Linked DNA regions of Homo sapiens: region 1 is linked to region 2. The links are chromatin loops, found by intact Hi-C in ENCODE. Cell type or tissue: A673. All regions are shown on one strand. Links, peaks and the distances in the headings refer to the core of each region. The heading gives the core; the rest is flanking DNA. Region 1 has its middle 7.7 kb from the start of C1orf21-DT. Region 2 holds the start of LOC124904466 (a long non-coding RNA gene).

Region 1 (8,339 bases), core at 280-8,279, 230 kb before region 2:
GAGCAGGCTGGCATCACGATCTTGGACTTTAAGCCTCCAGACCTGTGAGAAATGAATATCTTTTGTTTAAACCGTGCAGTCTATGGTGTTTCGTTACAGCAGCCTGAACCCACCAAGACAATAGGTTCCCTTTATCATTGATTGTCAAGGAAAATATATGATTGTTTAAAAGATAGTAAAAGCAACACACCACTCTCCTATAACTTCTCATCTAAATCTAAATGAATTCATTTTATGTGGTTTATTTTTTAAAGGTTTTCCCATAAAGTTAATTTTTCTGAATAATCAAGTTCAAAAGTAGCTTTGGCAGAGACATTCAAAAATAAGTGACCCTAAGCTGAAGACTACTCTGAAATGTGCTTTCTTTCCATTTGCTCCATGCAATCACAGCTAACACTGGTTGTCTGCTGTATGTCAAGCATGGCATCATGTAATTCATAATACAAACTAACTCATCTTCCTGACAACACACTCAGATAGATGCTAATATTATCATCATTCCCATGCAGATGTGGAAACAGAGGCACGGAGGGGTGAAGTCATGAGTGCAAGGTAAAGTAGTTGATTTTCATTAGTCAGATGCCAGAGCCCATGTGTTTAACTGTATTTATTTATTTATTTATTTATTTATTTATTTATTTATTTTTGAGACAGAGTCTCACTCTGTTGCCCAGGGTGGAGTGCAGTGGCGCGATCTCGGCTCACTGCAGCCTCCGCCTCCTGGGTTCACACCACTCTCCTGCCTCAGCCTCCCGAGTAGCTGGGACTACAGACGCCCGCCACTATGCCAGGCTAATTTTTTTGTATTTTTTAAGTAGAGACGGGGTTTCACCATGTTAGCCAGGATGGTCTTGATATCCTGACCTCATGATCTGCCCATCTCAGCCTCCCAAAGTGCTAGGATTACAGGCGTGAGCCACTGCACCCAGCCTTAACTGTTAAGAAGTATGTTTTCTCTTCAATCTCCTCTGTTTTTCTGCCTCAGTTTTACTCGTCTTTCAAGACCAGGCTCAAACCCTAACTCCTAAGTGAGTGATCTCAGCTTCTGAGTTTCTGAACTTTTGAAGTATCCAGGATCTTCTACAGCCTTACACTGTTAGGGATCTTCCACATCTTTTACATTAGCTCCACCAGGCTTGATTTTGTGTGTGTGTGTGTGTGTGTGTGTGTGTGTGTGTGTGTGTGTGTGTGGTGGGGGGTGTTTAAAATCTTCCTTTGGGGATACCACAGCACACACACAAGTAAAGGACCCAATAAGCAGCTGTGAATGGAGGGCTGTCTATGCATTTTTATTTTATAATGGTGCCACTTATGGTGACGCAGCTCCTTCTGGATGGTTCCAGGCTAAATCAGAGCAGAGTTTAAAGTCAGTGCTAACAACTTGCTAATGGTTCTAATTGGTCTTTCAATGATGTGTGAATTACTCTGAGTAACCAGCTTTTCCAGACCTTAGATAGCTCTTACTTTCTTGTTTATATCTGTTATCTGTTTATTTTCTTCTTGGCTTTCTCCTTAGGGGTTTTTTTGGTTTGTTTTTTGTTTTGTTTTGTTTTGTTTTGTTTTGTTTTGAGATGGAGTCTCTGTCACCAGGCTGGAGTGCAGTGGCGCGATCTTGGCTCACCGCAACCTGTGCCTCTTGGGTTCAAGCAATTCTCCTGCCTCAGCCTCCTGAGTAGCTGGGACTACAGGCATGCGCCACCATACCCAGCTCCTTTTTCTATTTTTAGTAGAGATGGGGCTTCGCCATGTTGGCCAGGAGGTCTTGATCTCTTGACCTTGTGATCCTCTTGCCTCAGCCTCCGACAGTGCTGGGATTACAGGCGTGAGCCACTGCGCCTGGCCTGTATTCTCTTTTATGTCGTTTTCAAGAGTTGGGTAGATAGAAGATGAGAACATGGAACATTTTCCCTTGAAGTAAGGAGTGTAAGAGCCCATCACCAGAGTAAGACTCAAAATGAGGCAGAGGGAAGGTAAATCCAGATACTATTAAGCGGTCAGCAGAGCCTCTCAAGGTTGCCGGCTTCCCCCCATTTTTGCTTTCTGGCCTTTGTTTCACCCAGATATTGAAGTTAGCATTCCAGTGTAGAGCTCTTTTCTCCCAGGCTACTTGACAGCCCCACCACTGTGGGTATAACTGATGAATCCCCAGACGCTCAAGTCATCCGGCCCTTACTGATACCTGCTTAGAGTATTATTCCGCTGCCAGCTTATACATGCTAATAGTATTGTTATTTCACACACTGGCCCTGTCTCTCCAATCAACTATAAGCTCTATGAAAACAGGAGACCTTGTTGTTCTCACAGGGCTCAGGCTCAATATACCTTTGGAAGTTGATGGATCAATCAATTAAGTTACTATGTGCATTCCTCTTAGTGGAGATAGAAAGCAAATATTGACATCCAGAAATTTCAGCAACCATGACACAGCAAGAAGGATGTGGCTAAAAGGAAATAGAGAGTGAGAAGAAACAAAAAAACAAAACCACATTATTTTTCATCTCTTTCTCAGCTTTACCTCTTTGAAAATGTCCTCTCCTTCCCCCATCCTTTTCAGAAAGTGAAACAGTATTGAAAAGATAAACACAGGCTGGGTGTGGTGGCTCACGCCTGTAATCTCAGCACTTTGGGAGGCTGAGGTGGATGGATTGCTTGAGCTCAGGAGTTTAAGATCAGCCTGAGCAATATAGGGAGACTTCATCTCTATAAAAAATTTAAAAATTAGCCAGGTGTGGTGGCATGCACCTACCTGTAGTCCTAGCTACTTGGGAGGCTGAGTTGGAGGATTGTTTGAGCCTTGGAGGTCAAGACTACAGTGAGCCATGTTCGAGCCACTGCATTAGAGCCCGGGCAACAGAGTGAGACTCCATCTCAAATAATAAATAAATAGATAAATAGATAGATAGATAAACACAGGGAGTAAAGTTGCAGTTTTCTTCATCATAATGAAGCAAGAACCCTTAAAGCAGCTAGTAAGTCTTTAGCATGGATTACACTAGTTTTCAAAAGCTATACTGGTTCTGATACTATGGTCTGATTTCAGATGCAATTGTTGAGAATCAAGTTATCTTAAGAGTGAATGGAAAATATTGCTACCATAGAGATATAAGCAAACTATTATTTCAAGATTGTATTATAAAAAGGAGAAAGGAAGGGATTGGAAAGCCCCAAAAGAAGAATTTCAAATAGTTTTTGGACATTAGTGTATTAAGCAGTTTTCTAATCTTTACTGCCTGTTTAAACTGATTTAAGCCTCCCAACAGTGCTATGAAGATGTTATTATTATTATCTCTATTTTCCAGATATGAAATCCAAGGAACAGCAAGGTTAAGTAAGTAGAGCAAAGCCAAGGGTGCCCAGCTATAAGTGGCAGAGCTGGGATTTGCTCTTAAGCCTGGTACTAAACCACTACCCCAAACTGATGGTGGCCTCTAAACCTTTGTGACTCTGGGTATAGAAGTGAACAATTTATCTCCTGGAATCTGCTGAATGATAGATATCTGCAGTATACTTTTCACCTTCTCCTGCGTGGGTGTAGTCTTTATGACATGTGAGGGGCCAGGACAAGGAAAAGGGGATTAACGTTCTCAGACCATGCCACCTACTGGCTAACAGAAGCTCCCCCTCGCTTCTCCTAGCCAGAAGACTATTAACCTCATGAGGTAGGAGCCTATAACAGAGCAAAGAGGGCTAGAAGGTTTAGGACAGGATAGTATTTCCATGCATCAGCACTCAGTTTAATTAAATCAGTCCTTGGTCCAAAATAACGCTGTTGATGAAGAACGTCATTTCACCTTATTCGCAGTGCCAAATGTTAATGGAAAGGAATGTAAACACTTAAAATGCTTGCACCAATTTGAAATGATGGTTTTATCAGCTTCCTCCTTTCCTCCTTGTTTAGCTCTGCAACCCTAGCCCAGACCTCAGTCTCTCTATCCTGGATTCTTAACCAGTTGTCTTGACATTAGGCTCTGTGGTTGTGCATCATCCTTGCTGCTAAAGCCCTGTCTCTAAAGCATAGATCTGTTCCAGCTTAAAAGTCCCAGCTCCTGGAAGAGTTTAAAATGAAGCCTAAACTTTTCCATCATGCATGCAAAACCTTCCATAAATTGGCTCCTGCCTACTTTTTCAGACAGATCCCTGGTTCCAAACACTAACTGGACAAATAGCCCAATCACCTGGCTGCCTTGCTGGTTCCCATCCATATTCTGCTGTTTTCTACCCCTTCACCCTTGCACTTATCCTTCCCTCTGCGTAGACTACTCAAACCCCTACACAATTCAGGAGCTGCCTCTCAGCCAATCTCACTCTTTCCCTGACACTCATTAGCTCTCTGGCCATGGGCAAGCCACCTTGACCTCTCTGATGGTCTTCATCTGCAACAAAGAGAACATATTATGTAGACGGAGAATTTGAAATAAAGACCTGGTACTCTGCACACTTACAGAACAGATACAGGTGTTTTGTAAATGGCTATCATGTTAACCCTTGTTCCTTGAGATCTGGCTTAAATGCTGTTTGTTCTGAGAAGCTTTCCAAAATTTCCCTTGTTAGAATGGAGCTCTTCCCCTCTTCATCTCTTGTTAAAGTTTCGAGGTTTTTTGAAAACCTCAGAAATTTGGTTTATTCATTATAATTCTGACTAATACACAGCAGATATGTATTTTGTAAATTACACAATTCAGTGGTGTTTAATATACTTACATGACTGTGCAACCATCACCACCATCTAATTTTGGGACATTCCTATCACTCCAAAGCATAGAATAGCTCCCATTTCTCTGCATCCTCACAATTTTATTGCCTGACTTTTTTTTTTTTTTTTTTTGAGACCGAGTTTCACTCTGTCACCCAGGCTGGAGTGCAGTGGCATGATCTTCGCTCACTACAACTTCTGCCTCCCAGGTTCAGGCAATTCTCAGCCTCCCGAGTAGCTGGGACTATAGGGCATGCCACCCTGCCAGGCTAATTTTTGTATTTTTAGTAGAGATGGAGTTTCACCATGTTGGCCAGGCTGGTCCCGAACCACCGACCTCAGGTGATCTGCCCGCCTCGGCCTCCCAAAGTGCTGGGATTACAGGCGTGAGCCTCTGTGCCTGGCCTGACTTTTTTATTCCAGCTATCCTAGTGGATGTGAAATGGTAGCTCTTTATAGTTTTCAAATACATTTCCCTAATAACGAATCATGTTGAGCATTTTTTTAATGTGCTGTCCTGTGGAAGTTTACAATTTTACGATGGCAGTTGCTACAGCCAGTACTCAGTTACCCTTTGCATGTCCTACAATTCTTTGCTCAAAGTTTTACAAATTGTGGGGCTCCAAATGTGTTTATTGAATGAGTTATTTACTCCTAATATCACCCATTAGGTATCCTGACATGAAATGACTACAAGGGAGAAGAGAGAGAATAAAGAAGGTACAAAGAAAAAAATTGAGCAAAATTCAAAGAATATGTTGCATACCATTCTGAGATTATCCGTTGTATGTTTTTATTGTTTGTTTGTTTGTTTGGTTGGTTTTTTTTTTTTGAGTCGGGGTCTCACTCTGTTGCCCAGGCTGGGGTGCAGTGGTGCAATCATGGCTCATTGCAGCCTCAAACTCCTGGGCTTAAGCAATCCTTCCACTTCAGCCTCCTGAGTAGCTAGAACTACAGGCGCATGCCACCACAGCCAACTAAGTTTTTTAAAAATATTTTTGTAGAGATGGGGGTCTTGTTATGTTGCTCAGGCTGTAATTATATTTAATATGTTTCATTTCAGCTATTAAAAATGTCCTAGTATTTCTACCAACTGATGCCTATTCATTGTACTTTTCTTCCCTTAATTACTTGGGCAGATTCAATAAAGAGGTATTATTTTAAACTGAAAACTTTTTAGTTTAAAATGAGAAAAAAGGAATTAGACCAGGAAAAGTAATCTTCAACTCATGATGGTAATTGGAACACAAAGGCTTAACTCGCCCATGTTCCCTCAAAATCCACTCTTAAAGGAATTAAAACAATAGGGGGACATTTGTGACCATCCTAGAAACTCAATTGAGGTGCTACCACATTCCAAAGCAATCCACAAAATATGTATTAGATACTCTCTTTCAATGAAGTGCAATGCATTTGAAAGAAAAGAAGGAAAACTCTCAATTCACCAAATGCAAAAGAAAGACCCAAAGAGCCAGAGAAGGAGGTTTGCAGCAGAATCTTCCTGTAACTGTGGCTAGAGGGGCTGGAGCTACTATAACCAGGGAGGGGGGAATAGGTACTTACTAAATCCGTTTGGAAGTGTACCAGACAGCAAAGCTCAGAATTCAGATCCCAAGGCAGTGCCAGGCCCTGTCACCATGGGAGAACTCCTGGGGGAGAAGGCCTGGTCCAGCTATGCAACATCTCCTTGGAGCTGCTACTCAGTAGAGGTCTCCCGGTCGGCTAGGGCTGCTTGCCTCCTTAGAGACCCATGTTTGAGCTTATCTGATATGAACTGGACCCTCTTTCAGCCCTAAAGAATGTACATGGTGTTTCAATTAGGCTTTTTTTTTTTAATTGTGAGGAATAGAGGCTTAATCATACTGGCTTGAGTCAGAGGGACCAGAAAGAATTACCGTAATTACTCTCTGCAGCATCACGGGAAGCAGGGTCCTTCTTGAAATTCAAAAACAGAAACCACAATGGCCAGGCCTCATGGACACCAACGCATAGGAACCTTGGCAGCCACCACCCAGCACTTCTGTTACTCCATGCTGTGATTCCATACAGCTCCCACCAGTCTGTCCCACTAGAAAGAACTGTAATGCTGGTGAGTAAGGATTATATTATTATTGGGGAGACATCAAAAATACCCTAATTTGGCTGGGTGCAGTGGCTCACACCTGTAATCCCAGCACTTTGGGAGGTCGAGGCAAGTGGGTCACCTAAGGTTAGGAGTTTGAGACCAGCCTGCCTAACGTGGTGAAACCCAGTCTCTACCAAAAATACAAAAATTAGCCAGGCCTCATGGTGCATGCCTGTAATCCCAGTTACTTGGGAGGCTGAGGCAGGAGAATCGCTTAACCCCAGAGGTGTAGGTTGAGTGAACCGAGATTGTGCCATCGCACTCCAGTCTGGACAACAAGAGTGAAACTCTGTCTCAGACAAAAAAAAAAAAAAAAAAAGCCAAAATCCTAATTTATAAAAATGTACACCATTCACAAGTTTAAATATTTTAAAATAGTCAAACTTTACTTTGCAACATACCACATAACATAACAGTTCACCGTGACTGAGACCCACTATACTTAGCAAAAGAGCAATGTCCATATATTTTCCAAAGTAGACAAATATCTAGGCCATGTTCTCTGATTACATTGCAATAAAACTGGAAATGAATAACAAAAGGATTTTTAAAACCCACAGCAATTTTTAAAACATTATCCTTGTGCAAGATGAAAATTCAAATAAATAGGAAAGGATAGATTATGCCATAGTGTTGGGAACAACTGGCAATATTTTGTAAAATAAGAAAATTAGCTGCCTACCTTCACTAATATATAAAAATAAATTCCAGATGGATAACATATTGAATATGAAAAGTAAATCCACTTTTGTTTTCCTTTCAGTAGAAGAAAAAACATAAGGAAATTTGTATATAATCTTGAAATAGGCAAGGCTTACCTAAGCAGAAACCATAAATGAAAAGATTGCTAGTTTTGCATACATAAAACAATTATATGTCAGAAAAACATAATAAACAAAAATGGAAAATAAATGACCCACTGGACTGACATTCGTAATATATTTGATAGATAAATGATTAGTTCACTTAATATGTAAAGAGTCCTAGGCCGGGCGTAGTGGCTCACGCCTGTAATCCCAGCACTTTGGGAGGCTGAGGTGAGAGGATATCTTGAGGCCAGGAGTTCGAGAGCAGCCTGGGCAACATGGTGAAACCCTGTCTCTACTAAAAATAGAAAAAGTAGCTGGGCATGGTGGTGCACACCTGTAGTCCCAGCTACTGTGGTAGCTGAGGCACAAGAATCACTTGAGCCCTAGAGGCAGAAGTTGCGATGGGCTGAGATCACGCCACTGCACTCCAGCCTGGGTGACAGAGTGAGACTCTGTCTCAAAACAAACAAACAGAAAGAGTCCTATAAGTCCAGAAAAAAACAGCAATTCAATAGAAAACTGGTCAATCAAGGATATGAAGAAATAATTTACAAAAGAGGAAATATAAATTATTAATAAAATAAATGAAAAGTTCAATGTTACTAGTAATAAAAGGAAATACACTGAAAATATGAGGCCATTTTCTGTCTATTCAATTGACAAAGATTTTTTTAAAGTAGTTCTCTAGAGTTGTGGAAGGTTTAGAAAAAGA
Region 2 (8,339 bases), core at 94-8,093:
TAAATAGCTCTTTTATAAAAATATTCTTAAACCAGAAACTCTGGCTGAAAATTGCTCTAAACTGAAACCACCTTTGGAAAAATTCTAACAGTGAGAAATTGATGACATTGAAAGGGACCTAACCAACTCCATCTTGCCTTTAACCTTCAAGCTGCCCTTGTTCATTCCTGGGCATAGGCAAAACTAACTTTGGGAGGCATTTAGTTTATAGTTTAGAACTATTAAAACTAAAAAGATGACAACAGCCCTTTCCCAAAACAAACCTCCTTCTTGCCTGGGGACAAGACAGCCTTTGTGGGACTAACAAATTAATCACAAGATTAGAAATTATGGTTTAGAAGCCATGCAGCCAGAGGCCACAAGATTCCTAACCTCCCCAGTTGCTCTCCTATAGATAATGTTGTATCCTATAGATAATATTGTAGAACCTAAGATTGGTGCTTGAGATATTTTTCAGACCCTGAATTCTGATGGATAAGCTGGCACCACCCAGACTGGTAAACTGGCAGATCTGGTCCTGTGGCCTCTACCCAGGAATTGACTCAGTGCAAGAAGACAGCTTCAACTCCCTATAATTTCATCCTCAACCCAACCAACCAGCATTCCCCATTCCCTAGCCCCTTGTTCACCAAAATATCTTTAAAAACCTCTAGCCTCTGAATTTTTGGGCTGGCTGATTTGAGTAATAATAAAACTGCAGTCTTCCATTTAGCAAGCTTGAAGTGTATTTAACTCTTTTTCTATTGCAATTCCCCTATCTTGATAAATTGGCTCTATCTGGGCACCATGAAAAATGAACCCAGTGGGTGGTTACAAATGCCTTATTAAAAGTATTGACTTCAGCAACAAGTATAAACTGGTATTAAAGCATTAGCACATTGTTGAGGGGGAACTGAACATTTGTGCATTGCCCAGATAACACCACACAGATTACCTTGTAGTCACAGGAGGGAAAACATAATGTTTCTTGGAAGAAGAAAATTGTTGTTTGCCTTAATTCACTGGTCACTACTAGAATCTCTAACAGTGGGCGAACCAGAAAATATATATATCATGACAAAATACAATAAGAAGTACATATCTCCTATGATATAATCTAGCTAACAAGGTTTAAATTGAATCCACCATGCTTTTGCCTTTTACTTTCTCTTTTGTTTTGTTGTTTAAGAGATGAGGTCTCACTATATTGACCAGGCTGGTCTCGATCTCCTGGGCTCAAGTGATCCTCCTGCCTCAGCTCCCTAAAGTGCTGGGATTACAGGCAAGAGCCACCACGCCTGGCCACATTTGACTTTCAGTTTATAAGAAATAAGAAGGTCAGAGAAACAAGCTAAATGAACCCACAAGAAAGCAGCTTGTCAAATCCAGAAAATGGGTTGTTCCTTAGGCTAAATGGCCAAATTCATTTAACAAGCCTAATGTCATGTTTATGCTTGGAAAAGGGCTTAAGAAATATCCATGCAATGTGTAGGCCTGAATTGGTTCCTGATTGGACAAACGAACTACAAAAGACGTTTCGGGAATGATTTAGATCATCAGATATAGACTGGATATTAGGTAAAATATAGTGACATATATTGACATGGAAAGTTTTATAAAAACAGTATGTAACAATTCATAAAACGGTATTTTTCTCAGTTTGTAAAAAAAAGATATGTCTGCATATATATGCATGCCTAAAAATTTTGGAAGGATGTACAATAGGATATTAACAGTGGTATGCTCTGGATGGTGGGAATAGTGTATTTTTATTTTCTTATTTTTGTTTATCTATACATGGGCTGCTTTGTAATTATAAGAGGTTTTTAATTTAGTAAGCAGAAAGGTTATCAGTTTAAGTGTGTAAGTTTAATCAAAGCCAAGGGAGTAAATGACGTTGCCCAGGGAAGAGCATGTGAAAAACAAGAAGGTGGCTGAGGAAACAGCTTTTAGCAACATCAAGATTTCAGAGAGAAGACTGGAAGGAGAGCTGGTCAGAGACTGAGGAGGAGCCATGAGGGAACAGAAGAAGCAGGAAAGCCAGAGGAGGAGAGTGTTCCCAGAAACAGGAATGATCAGGTCCCAAACGCTGCAGACAGGTAGGCAGGATGAGGGTTAATTAACACTAGGCCTCTGACCTCACAGTGGGAAATGCATGAAGACTTTTACCCAGGGAGGGGTGAGGAACTACAGGCTGCTCTTGTAAGAAGTTGGTAATGGAGGGAAGGAGAGACACAGGTTGTTGTGGAGGGGGCAGGTGTGCCCATCTTTTCACAAGGAGAGCCGTCGCCATTCAGGTTGTATTCTTTGTGAATGAAAACCCCTGGATCACTACCAGGATATGCTATGAGTGGTACCCCCTGGGAGGAAATGAAAAGGAGGACCCTGGGAAGCACGAGGAGGAACAAGTTATTTGGAAATGGAGAAGAGTTTAGCAATTTGCAGTAAGTCCCAGGGAATGGAGAGATTTGGAAATCTAGGAGGAGAAGGAAGGATCACTTGTGCCACAGGATCCAGGCTTGTGCAGAGGTGGGAATGAGGTGGAGAGCAGAGGAAGCAGGATGGGGTTTGGGGAGGACTGAGACAGGTGTCCTGTGAATCAGAGGGCAAGGGGCCAGCCCCAGAACATGCCAGTCACGCTTCCATGGAAGCTGCCAGACTACAGTGATGATTAGCAATTATAAGTACACTTTGAAAGCAACTTTTCCAAGTGGAATGTGCTGCTATGGGGATTACTGTAGAGCCATACGTGCAGCTCTGAGATCATGTGAACCTCATACGTTACTGGGGAAGGGGATTGCCAACATGATGGGATTTAAGGGACAGCCAATGACCCGTCACCCCCAAACTATCTCCCGGGGGCTTTTCACAATGAGAAGCAATGGGATAACATGAATAGATAATGGAAGGTGTTGAGTCAGTGGATGAGTTTGCAGTCCATCTCTATTGTTATGTACCTTTTTTTGTACTTCAACGAATGCAAATCATGTACTTTTTGAACTTCAGTTTGACTTGCTTCCATGAACATTTACCAAATACCCACTGGGCAAAAATGGCACTGCCCTCAGTTCAGCCCAGGATGTTTCATTTGATCAAGAATCTATTTAGAGAAGGGGCTGGAATATTCTGGAGCTGTGCCTGCAATGAGAAAGATACAACAGTTCTCTGTGTGCCGGGAACAGAGAACTGCCTCCCCGACCCCGCCAAAAAAAAAAAAAAGCCCAATAGAAGAATGAAGGTGCCATGTTGACTGTGACAGTCCTCTTCACGCCGTCACTGAACGAAAGAGCCCCGGTGTCTTCTGTCTTTCTGTCCCATGGAGTTCTGCCTTGGTGCTGCAATCTGTTGCCTGTTGTCAGGGTCAGCAGGTCTCAGATGTGCACACAACCCTCCAAACCGGGGCTTCGAGGAGACCGCAGCTGTCTTCTGGGAGAGGAAGGGGCTGCTCAGGGTCGAGCAGCTCCTAGCGCATTAATTAGAGCCTGTATCCCAACTGCTGCACTTGCTGTGCCTGGCGGCTCTGGGACAAGCTGTTGGTAGGTTTTTTTTCTCTGCTGCCCGTTTCTAGGCACTCATCTTCCCAATTTATCTTTCAAGCAATACCTTGCCGGAGAGGAGTGGTATCCTCCATTCCCCTCACAGCTTTAGGAACTCCGAGGCTTTGTACAAATGTGTACGAAGTGTAGAGATTCCAGCCGACATGAGAGTGGGAAGGAACGCCGCAGTGGGAGAGATTGCAGGGCGGTGCTGGGCTATTAATTAATCAGCTCAGTGGGGATGAGGAAGGAAACGGTAACTCAGAGAGGGGCTCCAGAACTATAGCAAACAGGAAGATTTTAATGAGAAAGTCCCGGAGAGGAAATGACTCAGTGGTTTGGAAAGAGTGGGCTATCCAAACAGAGGGAAGGGAGCCAGTCCAAAGGGGGGCCCCTGAGGAGGGGCAGGACTTTGTTTGGTTCCTAAAACAGAAACCAGCTTCATTCTTCACTCGGGTTTGAGTAGGGGAATCCTTGGGGTGGGAGCAGCTGTTGCTACAAGATTGAGAAACATATCTTGACTTTTTCGGGCAGGGAAACTGAGACCACATGGTGAAGAATCTGTTTGGCGAAAGGGCTGGAAGATTCCGGGGCTGTGCCTGCAATGAGGGATATACAACAGTTCTCCCTATGCCTGGAACAGAGAACCTCCTCTCAAAAAAAAAAAAAAAAAAAAGCCAGACCAAAGAAGAACTAAGGTGAAGAATTTCCTGTGATCATGTTATGCTATGTGCATGCACAGCAGAGATGGAACACATTTTATATTTTCCAATTCAAAAATCAGGGCATGGCATTTAACAAAACATATTCTTTCCAGTTTCTGAATTTGTGTACATGCAATACCTTAAAATGATATGAAATGAAATTATACTTCGTCACAAATTGAAGTAAATGAATTTATTACAATTATAACATTGCATGAAATTGGAAGTGTCTTGGGAAATCTGGAATGAATGAACACTGTGTTTTCAACTGAAGCGTATCTGAGAAGAGCTGAGGAACAAAACTTTACAAATCATGAGTTTATTAGTTTCTTCCTGAATCAGTGGTTGAGGGAGGAGGAAAAAGGAGAGAACAAATTCCCTTCTGAGAGGTGGGGTCAGTGAGAGAGATGCCCTTGCAATGTATTTGAGTGTAAAGGATGAGGAAGCTGGGACCTTGGGGAACTGACCCCCTGATTTTCAACTCTGTGTCTCAGGAGAACCTCAGTTTCCTGATCTGCAAAGTGCACACAGAATTGCTATGAGCTGATATCCACTGGGTACCAGTGTCTGTCCCTGATGGGTCTTGCATGAATCTTTTCTTCCTTGACCCCATTTCAGGTGATGTATGCAAAGATGCTCCCACTTTTGCAAGGTGCCCTGTCACTGAAAACACCTTGCAATTTCGCTGGCATCTGGGGATGGAATAGACATGGGCATTTGGGCCTCCTTCAGAAGGGCAATGAGGCCAAGCCCCGTCAAACAGGACAAGCCAAGCTGCTGCTGGTCAGTGCCCCTGTGCACCAGTAATGGGCTGGGCCTTTTGCTGGCTGGAGAGGAAGCTCTAAACAGTCTGGAAGTAGAGAAATGTTTCTGTTGAACTAGGCTAGAGTGAGAGCTTGATAATTTTGGAAGAGTGAACATCAAGAGCAGTAAAGAGGGAAAAAATGTAAACACAAATGACCCGCGGAGCTCCCGGTACATTTTGTCTGCCCCGAAGAGCAGCCTTGGCAGGAAGACTGTGAGAACCTCAATCATGATCACGAGGACCTTCCCAGCCTTGGCTGATCCAGCAGTGGGCTCCTTTAGGGACTTAGAAGGGCATTTTATAAGCTACTCACCGAGGACCTCCTGCTAGGGGTAGGGCAGAGATTCTTGTCATTTCCACCTAAGCCCAGCTTTCAATGCTGTCAATTCTGGGTACCCTGGCTTCTTCTACAGAGGTCTCTGTCTTTTAAATTTTGTCACTTACACTACTTGCTTCAATGACTTTGAACTTGGCGTGCCGTTCTGTGGCTTTGCTGCTGTCTGAATCACATGCTTTTGCCTGCATTACCAAGCAGGGCTTGGAGCCCAGTCTCAGGAGGAGGTGGCCAATGCTTCCCATTCCAGTTACCAAGGCTAGCTGGGGGCTTGTATCATCACTAGCACACTCTCTTCCTCAAGTTCTCTTTTCTCATTCTAAATTAACCTTCAAAAAAGTTTCCAAGCGGGGTCTTGGGAGGAGTTCAAGTCAATTCAAATTAATGAGTATTTGAGAACCTACTATGTGGCCAGGCATGCTGTGGGATACCAGGGTGAGTCAAACCTTAGTTTGTACTCCCCTAGGCTTTGCATGCCTAGAGAGGAAACAGTGCCAACAGGCTGGGAGTACAGGCAGACTGATGGAATGGAAACAGTTCATTGTTCTCATATTCATTCAAAAAATGTTTATTGAGCACCCACTATGTGCGATGCACCTTTCAGTACCTTGGGGCTATAGCAAAGGGCACAATTATGGGATCTAAGATCAGACAGAATTGAGTCAAAGCCCAGCCTTTGACATGAGCGTGTTCTTGGGCAAGTCCCCTGAACACGCTGATCTCCAGATTTCTCATTTTTAAAATGTAAACCATAACATATTAATATTAATAATACTATTTTGCAGTGTTCTTGTGAAATCAAGATGTAGGTATGATAGGCATGCAATAAATGTGGCTGGTTGTTCTAAAATAGATGAACAACTATGTATAATGGTTGAATATGCAAGTGGAGAGGTAAAGAGAAATAATTTTAATTTTTGACTGAATGCATGGGCATGACAGAAAGAGAAATAAAGCTGCATACTGTCAGCCTTTGCCTGTGCTGTTTCCACATGTGCAGATTCAGCCAATCTTGGAAAATTGGAAAATATTTGAAAACATTTAAATAGCAATACAACAATAGAAAAAGGTACAACTAAAAATAATGCAGTATAACAACTATTTGCATAGCATTTACATTCTATTAGGGATTATAAGTAATCTAGAGATTATTTGAAGTATACAAGAAGATATGTGTAGGTTATATGCAAATACTATGCCATTTTATGTAAGGGACTTGAGCATCTGTGGAATTTGGCATCTGTGGGGGTCCTGGAGCTGATCCACTTCAGATACTGAGGGAGAACTGTATAGACAGGTGGCATTCTAGACCAGGGTATGCCTAAAGCAGTGTTCCTCAAGGTTCCAGGAGTTTTCTAAAAGAATGATGTAATTTTTCATTTTAAAACTAGACTTTGATGATTATCTCATCTACATAGATGCATACACAGTTGACCCTTGAACCACATGGATTTGAACTGTGCAGATTTATTTATATATATATTTTCTTCTGCCTCGACCACCCCTCAGACAGCAAGACCAACCCCTCCTTTCCTTCTCTTCCTCAGCCTACTCAGTTAGAAGATGACAAGGATGAAGACCTTTATGATGATCCACTTCTACTCAATGAATAGTAAATATATTTTCTCTTCTTTATGATTTTCTTATAAACATCTTCTTTTCTCTAGCTTACTTTATTGTAAGAATACAGTATATAATATATACAACTTACAAAATATGTGTTTATTGGCTGTTTATGTTATCAGTAAGGCTTTTGGTCAACAGTAGTCTATTAGTCGTTAAGATCTGGGGGAATCAAAAGTTATAGGCAGATTTTCCACTGCATGTGGGTTGGTGCCCGTAACACCCAAGTTGTTCAAGGGTCAACTGTATATCCATACATATAAATATAACATATATGTACTTACAAGTTTACATATTCTAAGTTATCTGAATGTCCAATTTATAATCCAGGCACTGCATGATTTAAGCCTCTATGTATTTACATGTATAACACAATGTGTAATAAATTAATGCTAAGTAAAGCTATTTATTTTCAAAGCTAGTGAGGAATGAAAAAGGTGGACTTAACACAAAAATGCGTTTGCACAGCAGGGTCCATTTTATACAAAGGAAGGTTTAGAAGTCGTTTGAATAGAGAGAAATTGAGAGATCAGAGAAGATGTTTGCATCAGGTACACGGTAATATGAACGGGCTAATTTCAAAAGCGCATGGGCTTGGAGAGTCAGTACCACACTACATGTGGTAGAGATTTCATTTTACAAAAACAATATTAGGTCACCTTTCATGAATGTTATTAATTACAATTTTACCGGTTTTGTGACTTTTTGGTATTTAAAACATAAATATGTTAGTTGTATATAAACACTAAAGTAAAATGAGCTAATACCTGGTTTTATACTGTACAAATTTAAATAACCTGTTAATAAATAAAAATAATGTAAGTCTAATCTAGGGATCCACTAGACCTCTAACAGGCAAGATATGTTCTTGGTTTAGGACAAGGCTGCTGGATTCTTTCCCGTGTGTAGAAGGAGAAAGGCTTATTAGAAATGCTGCCATTTTCCAGAGGAGGGCCTACATGAGCCGATTCCTGGAAACATTCCAGAAGTGAGGCTATCACAGAAGATCTTGGAAGAGTGCAAAGCAGCCTGTACTATCGAGAACAGACTCTGTTTCCCCAGCTTTCTCCCAGTTGAACCTCCTGACTCACAGAAACCTGACCCCCTATTGCTTTTCTCTACTTTTTTCACCTACTTATTCCACAAGTTGCAGAGGTACCACGTGCCAGCTGTTGTGCTAAGCACAGGGATGCAGTAGAGAACAACATGGACATGGCTCCTGTCCCCAAGGAGCTTATAGTGGAGTGGACCATTGTATTCAACTTTAACTCTCAACTCTCACTTCCTGTTCTTTTCCACAACCTAAGTCTTTAGAATCATACACCGAACTCCCACCCAACTTTTGCAAATAAACAAAC

The links. Peaks named below come from ENCODE experiments on the same cell type or tissue, not always from the same donor. Only the 100,000 strongest peaks of a DNase experiment are listed, where the experiment ranks them.
Region 1: it touches region 2 in a loop (2.4-fold over the local background); 2 of 110 quality-filtered maps call a loop at or near these places.

The regions. Positions count from the first base shown.
Region 1 is chr1:184,374,800-184,383,138 of GRCh38, reverse strand. No RefSeq gene overlaps it. Among named protein-coding and RNA genes, the nearest start is that of C1orf21-DT, 7.7 kb to the left of the region's middle. RefSeq lists an enhancer at 1,053-1,769. In A673, for the core only: a CTCF peak has its summit at 3,606 (motif pointing left); no DNase peak of the experiment used is centred there.
Region 2 is chr1:184,148,217-184,156,555 of GRCh38, reverse strand. LOC124904466 (a long non-coding RNA gene) reads left to right here and starts at 2,840. Exons shown (of 2, transcript XR_007066765.1): 1 at 2,840-3,515; 2 at 4,050-6,202. In A673, for the core only: no CTCF peak of the experiment used is centred there; DNase peaks (open chromatin) are centred at 3,825, 4,435 and 5,565; H3K4me3 peaks cover 1,877 bases; H3K27ac peaks cover 6,315 bases.